Regions from separate parts of the Homo sapiens genome. Here region 1 is linked to region 2. A link is an interaction called in ENCODE POLR2A ChIA-PET data of the cell type or tissue named here. Cell type or tissue: OCI-LY7. All regions are shown on one strand. Links, peaks and the distances in the headings refer to the core of each region. The heading gives the core; the rest is flanking DNA. Region 1 has its middle 15 kb from the start of ACYP2. Region 2 has its middle 24 kb from the start of PSME4.

Region 1 (2,809 bases), core at 2-2,501, 110 kb after region 2:
CAACCAAGAGTTGAGGATGTTTGTGCTTGGATGGTTCCCTTCACCTGCTGTTCCTTTTTTCTTTTTAACTGTTTCTTGTTTATTTTTTAATTGGCAAATAAAAATTGTATACATTTATGGTGTACAAATATGTTTTGAAATATGTATATGTTGCAGAATGGCCAAATCAAGCTAATTAACGTATGCATTACCTCAAATACTTACTTTTGTGTGGTGAGAACACTTCGAATCTACTCTCTTAGCAATTTTCCAAGTATACAACATGTTGTTATTAACTATAGTCACCATGCTATACCGTAGATCTTTTGAACTCATTTCTTCTGTCTAGCTAAAATTTCTTGTCCTTTGACCAGCGTCTCCCCAGTCTCCACTCCCACCCCCAGACCCTGGTCCCCACCATTCTACTCTCTGCTTCTATGAGATCAGTGTTTTTAGATTCCACATATGGGTGAGATCATGCGATATTTGTCTTTCTGTGCCTGGCTTATTTTGTGCAACACGATGTCCTCAGATTCATCCATGTTGTCACGAATCACAGGATTTCCTTCTTTGTTAACACTGTTCCATTATGTTTATAAAGCAATTTTTTTTTTATCCATTCATCCACTGATGGACACTCAGGTCCATATCTTTTATTTATTTTTTTTAGCTCCATATCTTGACTACTGTGAAAATGTTGCAGTGAACTTGGGAATGCAGATATCTCTTCAACATACTGATTTTATATCCTTAGGATACGTATCCAGGAATTGCTGGATAATGTGGCAGTTCTATTTTTAATTGCTTGAGAAACCTACATACAGTTTTCCATAATGGTTATACTAATGTACACTCCCACCAACAATGCGCAATGTTCCCTTTTCTCCACACCCTCGCCAACACTATCGTTTATCTTTTTCATCACAGCCATTCTAACAGGTGTGAGGCGGTATCTCCTTGTGGTTTTAATTTGCATTTCCCTGTTCTTCTCTTTTACTTCTGTTAAATGCAAATTTAAGTCTTCCAGGTGTATCACATACTCTTTTCTGTAATCACAATTTAGTCTTCTGTAGTTTGTGAATTTATTCCAAAATTGTAAAAAATAATAAATGAACATTTACATGTTTTGACTTTCCAGATTTAGTTCACTGTATAGCCAAAAACTACTCTTTTCTTTCCACTTTGTAGGGTCAGTGTTAGAACTCCTATGCCAGTCAAAGAATGTTTCTAGTTTTATGTTAAAATATATACTTCCTTTTTTTTTTTTTTTTTGAGACAAAGTCTTGCTCTGTTGCCTAGGCTGAAGTGGAGTGGCATGATCACGGCTCACTGAAGCCTCAACCTCTGCGGCCCAAGTGATCCTCTAATCTCAGCCTTGCAAGTAGCTGGGACCACAGCTGTGCCCCACCACACCTGGCTAATTAAAAAAAGATTTTTTTTTTTAGAGATATGGTCTCCCTCTGTTGCCCAGGCTGGCCTTGAACTCCTGGGCTGGAGAGATCATCCTGCCTCACTTTCCCAAAGTTCTGGGATTATAGGGACGAGTCACCACACCCACCCGAGATCCTCCTTTTTTAATACTCTACCAATTGTACAAAATCATGCCACATTTTAACTCGTTTCCTATTTGGTCCATGTCAGGAATAGTATTTAAGATATTTAAAACTGTAGTTTGAATTGACCATTCATGCCTCAGCCGATTCACAGGGAACTATTTTCTATTTTTTGAATAATGGTAGAGGAAAGTACCTGGTATTTTCAAAAAACTAAAACTACTCTTCTATGAATGGGAAATGAGGCTGGAACAGTCAACTCAAGCACTTAATAAAATGTCTTGAATATCATGCCAAGAAATGTGGACTTTGTAGGTGCTAGGAGACTCTTGAAGGTTTTTAAGCAATTCAAGGTACTTGGGCTAAGCCTTCTTGGAAATAATCCACCAAAGAGGGTGGCCTGCCAGGGCAAGGGAATGCCAGCAGTTAGCAGCTGAGGGTACCACTAGTTGCCCCCATAGTGCTCACCACAACAGGGAGCTGTGGTCGGAGGACCCCACGGAGCCTCAAAGAATCCATCAATAGCCCTGTGAGAGAGCTGCATTTGAACCCCTGCAGCTCAGTCCTGGCCTGTAGGGAAGAACCCTTGATCAACATTATCATCCTCCAAGACTGCATGTGAATCATCATTTATTTAATTTTATTTAAGTTGATGGATATTTGAGTACTTCCAATTCTTTTTTTTTACTGTAATAAACAACTTCATGACAGTTGTTTTGTTTATATCTTTGCATTCTTGCCTATTTTCTTCCCCTTGGGAGAGATTTATAACTTAAGAACTGCCAGGGGCCGGGCGCGGTGGCTCACGCCTGTAATCCCAGCACTTTGGGAGGCTGAGGTGAGCAGATCACGAGGTCAGGAGTTTGAGAGCAGCCTGACCAACATGGTGAAACCCCGTCTCTACTAAAAATACCAAAATTAGCTGGGTATGGTGGAGCGCGCCTGTAATCCAATTCCAGCTACTCAGGAGGCTGAGGCTGTAGAATCGCTTGAACCTGGGAGGCAGAGTTTGCAGTGAGCCAAGATTGCGCCATTGCAATCCAGCTTGGGTTACAGAGGGAGACTGTCTCAAAAAAAAAAAAAAAAAAACTGCCAGGTGAAGTGTGTGTAATCTATCTTTCCTTCCTTCTTTCTTTCTTTCCTCCCTTTCTCCTTTTTAAAATTAGTGTGTTTTATGTCTTAGAGCAGTTTTAGCTTAACGGAAAAATGAAGCAGAAAGTACAGAGGGCTCTCATATACATCCCCCTCCGACATATTTTCACTTCTTATTAACATTT
Region 2 (2,809 bases), core at 218-2,717:
TAGCCAACGTGGCGAAACCCCATCTCTACTAAAAATACAAAATTAGCTGGGTGTGGTGGTGGGCATCTGTAGTCTCAGCTCCTCGGGAGGCTGAGGCACAAGAATCGCTTGAACCTGGGAGGCAGAGGATGCAGTAAGCCAAGATCATGCCACTGCACTCCAGCCTGAGCGACAGAGTGAGGGAAAAAAAAGGATGAAAAAAAAAAAGATTTGGGAATCAAAAGATAAGCTATTTCTGGTAGTCTCTATTTTCCCGGAGAAGTAGGCAACACCCTCAGTTGGGAGTAGAGGGTTGTGGAAAAGACGTGGAAGTTCAGAGAAAAAAAGTAGAAAGTTGAGAATTTGTAAAGTAAGGAAGAAAATAATTTGGGAAAGAGGATGTATAATATAGGAAACTGGGCCAGGCACGGTGGTTCACGCCTGTAATCCCAGCGCTTTGGGAGGCCGAGGAGGGTGGATCACCAGGTCAAGAAGTTGAGACCATCCTGGCTAACACAGTGAAACCCCGTCTCTACTAAAAATCGTACAAAATATTAGCCAGGCGGCTGGGCGTAGTGGCTCACGCCTGTAATCCCAGCACTTTGGGAGTCCAAGGCGGGCGGATCCCGAGGTCAGGAGATCGAGACCATCCTGGCTAACACGGTGAAAACCCTTCTCTACTAAAAATACAAAAAATTAGCTGGGCGTGGTGGCAGGCGCCTGTAGCCCCAGCTACTCGGAAGGCTGAGGCAGGAGAATGGCCTGAACCCAGGAGGCGGAGCTTGCAGTGAGCAGAGATCGCGCCCCTGCACTCTAGCCTGGGTAACAGAGCAAGACTCCGTCTCAAAAAAAAAAAAAAAAAAAAAAACGAAAAAAAACAAAATATTAGCCAGGCATGGTGGCACGTGCCTGTAGTCCCAGCTACTCGGGAGGCTGAGGCAGGAGAATCACTTGAACCCAGGAGGTGGAGGTTGCAGAGAACCAAGATTGCACCACTGCCCTCCAGCCTGGGTGACAGAGTAAGACTCAGAAAAAAAAAAAAAAAAAAGAGGAAACTGGCAGGAAAGAGGTCATGCTGGGGTGGACTATGAGAGGCAATAATTCGAAATTATATCGTGGAAATGCTTCAACCTCTACCAAGACCTACTTCAAAAGGAAAATCTTGTGTTGAGTAGCAGTTAAAAATGGAATAAGATATCAGACCTTCAACCAAATAGTTCTTAATAGCTCAAAACTACTATAGGATAGCAATTTTATTCCCAAATTATTCTAGAACTGAATATCTGAAACTCAGTGACCAAAAGCCAGTCAACCAATCTTCCACAGCCTAATACACACACATAAAATATACCTCTGGCATTACATTATAACTTCCCCCATCAAACAAAACAGGAAGAGTGGTTATGTTGGGCTGATAGTGTAAGATGGTCTGTCATGTAGCGTTTCCGTTATATTCTGAATTTGAGTTGGTATACCATGTGACAGTTCTTTATATATATGTTTTCAACACCGCTATGACAAGAGTGTCTTTCTGTTTTTGCGTCAGTGTCTCATGAAAAGAAGACATAAAGAATATTCAAAAGAAATTTTAAGAATCTTTGTTATCTGAAGGTCGTATCTTTAGTGCATGTTCTGTCTCTCATAGTTGCTAAACTCTAGCTGCAGCTCTTCTCTCAGAGAACTGCTCTGTCCTGCCCATCTATCCCATTATGACTTTCAGTTGTGAGATGAAGATATCTGTTTGAGAAAAAAAATTGGTTCCTCTAAATAGAGAAATGTCCAAATAGCTACTTTAGTCTCTTCTTTAATCTCAAGTTACATCAGAGAAAAGATTTCAGCATGTATAAAACATCCATATCTACAGTGACCTTGGTGTTTTTCTCAATGCATAAATCATCACATTTCTTCATTTTCTAGTGCATGAAATAATTAAACTTAAAATATCTTCTTTAATTCTAGACACAATTAATTCAATGCTATTATTTTTTATTTATTTATTTATTTTTTATTTATTTATTTATTTATTTATTTATTTTTGAGACAGAGTCTCTTTCTGTTGCCCAGGCTGGAATGTAGTGGCATGATCTCAGCTCACTGCAACCTCCGCCTCCTGGGTTCCAGGGATTTCCAGCTAATTTTTTTATTTTTAGTAGAGACAAGGTTTCATCATGTTGGCCAGGCTGGTCTCAAACTCCTGACCTCAAGTGATCTGTCTGCCTCGGCCTCCCAAAGTGCTAAGATTACAGGTGTGAGCCAGCTCGCCTGGCCTCAATACTATTAATTTTTTACTTATGTAAATTTTGTAGGGTGTAACTTCCCACATATTTCCAAAGCGTTTTTATATTTAACACTAAAGACCCACAATGGGCTGGGCACGGTCGTTCACGCCTATAATCCCAGCACGTGGGGAGGCCGAGGCGGGCGGATCACCTGAAATCAGGAGTTTGACACCAGCCTGGCCAACGTGGTGAAACCCTGTGTCTACCAAAATTACAAAAAATTAGCTGGGCTTGGTGGTGGATGTCTGTAATCCCAGCTACATGGGAGGCTGAGGCAGGAGAATTGCTTGAACCTGGGAGGTGGAGATGGCAGTCAGCCTAGATTGTGCCACTGCACTCCAGCCCGGGCAACAAGAGCGAAACTCTGTCCCCACCACCCAAAAAAAAAAAGACTCACAATGTACAAACGGCTATTCTAGGCATAGTTGGTTCTAAGAGAATAAGATTCCTTGATAGATACATCCAGCTTTTCTATTTAGAGTTGTGTAGTTTTGGGTCCTTCAGGAAGCAGACACTGAAATAAAGTTGGAAGTGCAAGAAGTGTAGGGGGT

What was found. Peaks named below come from ENCODE experiments on the same cell type or tissue, not always from the same donor. Only the 100,000 strongest peaks of a DNase experiment are listed, where the experiment ranks them.
Region 1: POLR2A ChIA-PET joins it to region 2 with 6 read pairs; 3 of 35 experiments call an interaction of 5 or more read pairs at or near these places.

Annotation. Positions count from the first base shown.
Region 1 is chr2:54,099,070-54,101,878 of GRCh38, forward strand. It overlaps a transcript of ACYP2 not described here. Among named protein-coding and RNA genes, the nearest start is that of ACYP2, 15 kb to the right of the region's middle. In OCI-LY7, for the core only: no CTCF peak of the experiment used is centred there; DNase peaks (open chromatin) are centred at 539, 942, 1,342 and 1,762; H3K4me3 peaks cover 2,159 bases; H3K27ac peaks cover 2,500 bases.
Region 2 is chr2:53,993,506-53,996,314 of GRCh38, forward strand. It overlaps a transcript of ACYP2 not described here. Among named protein-coding and RNA genes, the nearest start is that of PSME4, 24 kb to the left of the region's middle. In OCI-LY7, for the core only: no CTCF peak of the experiment used is centred there; no DNase peak of the experiment used is centred there.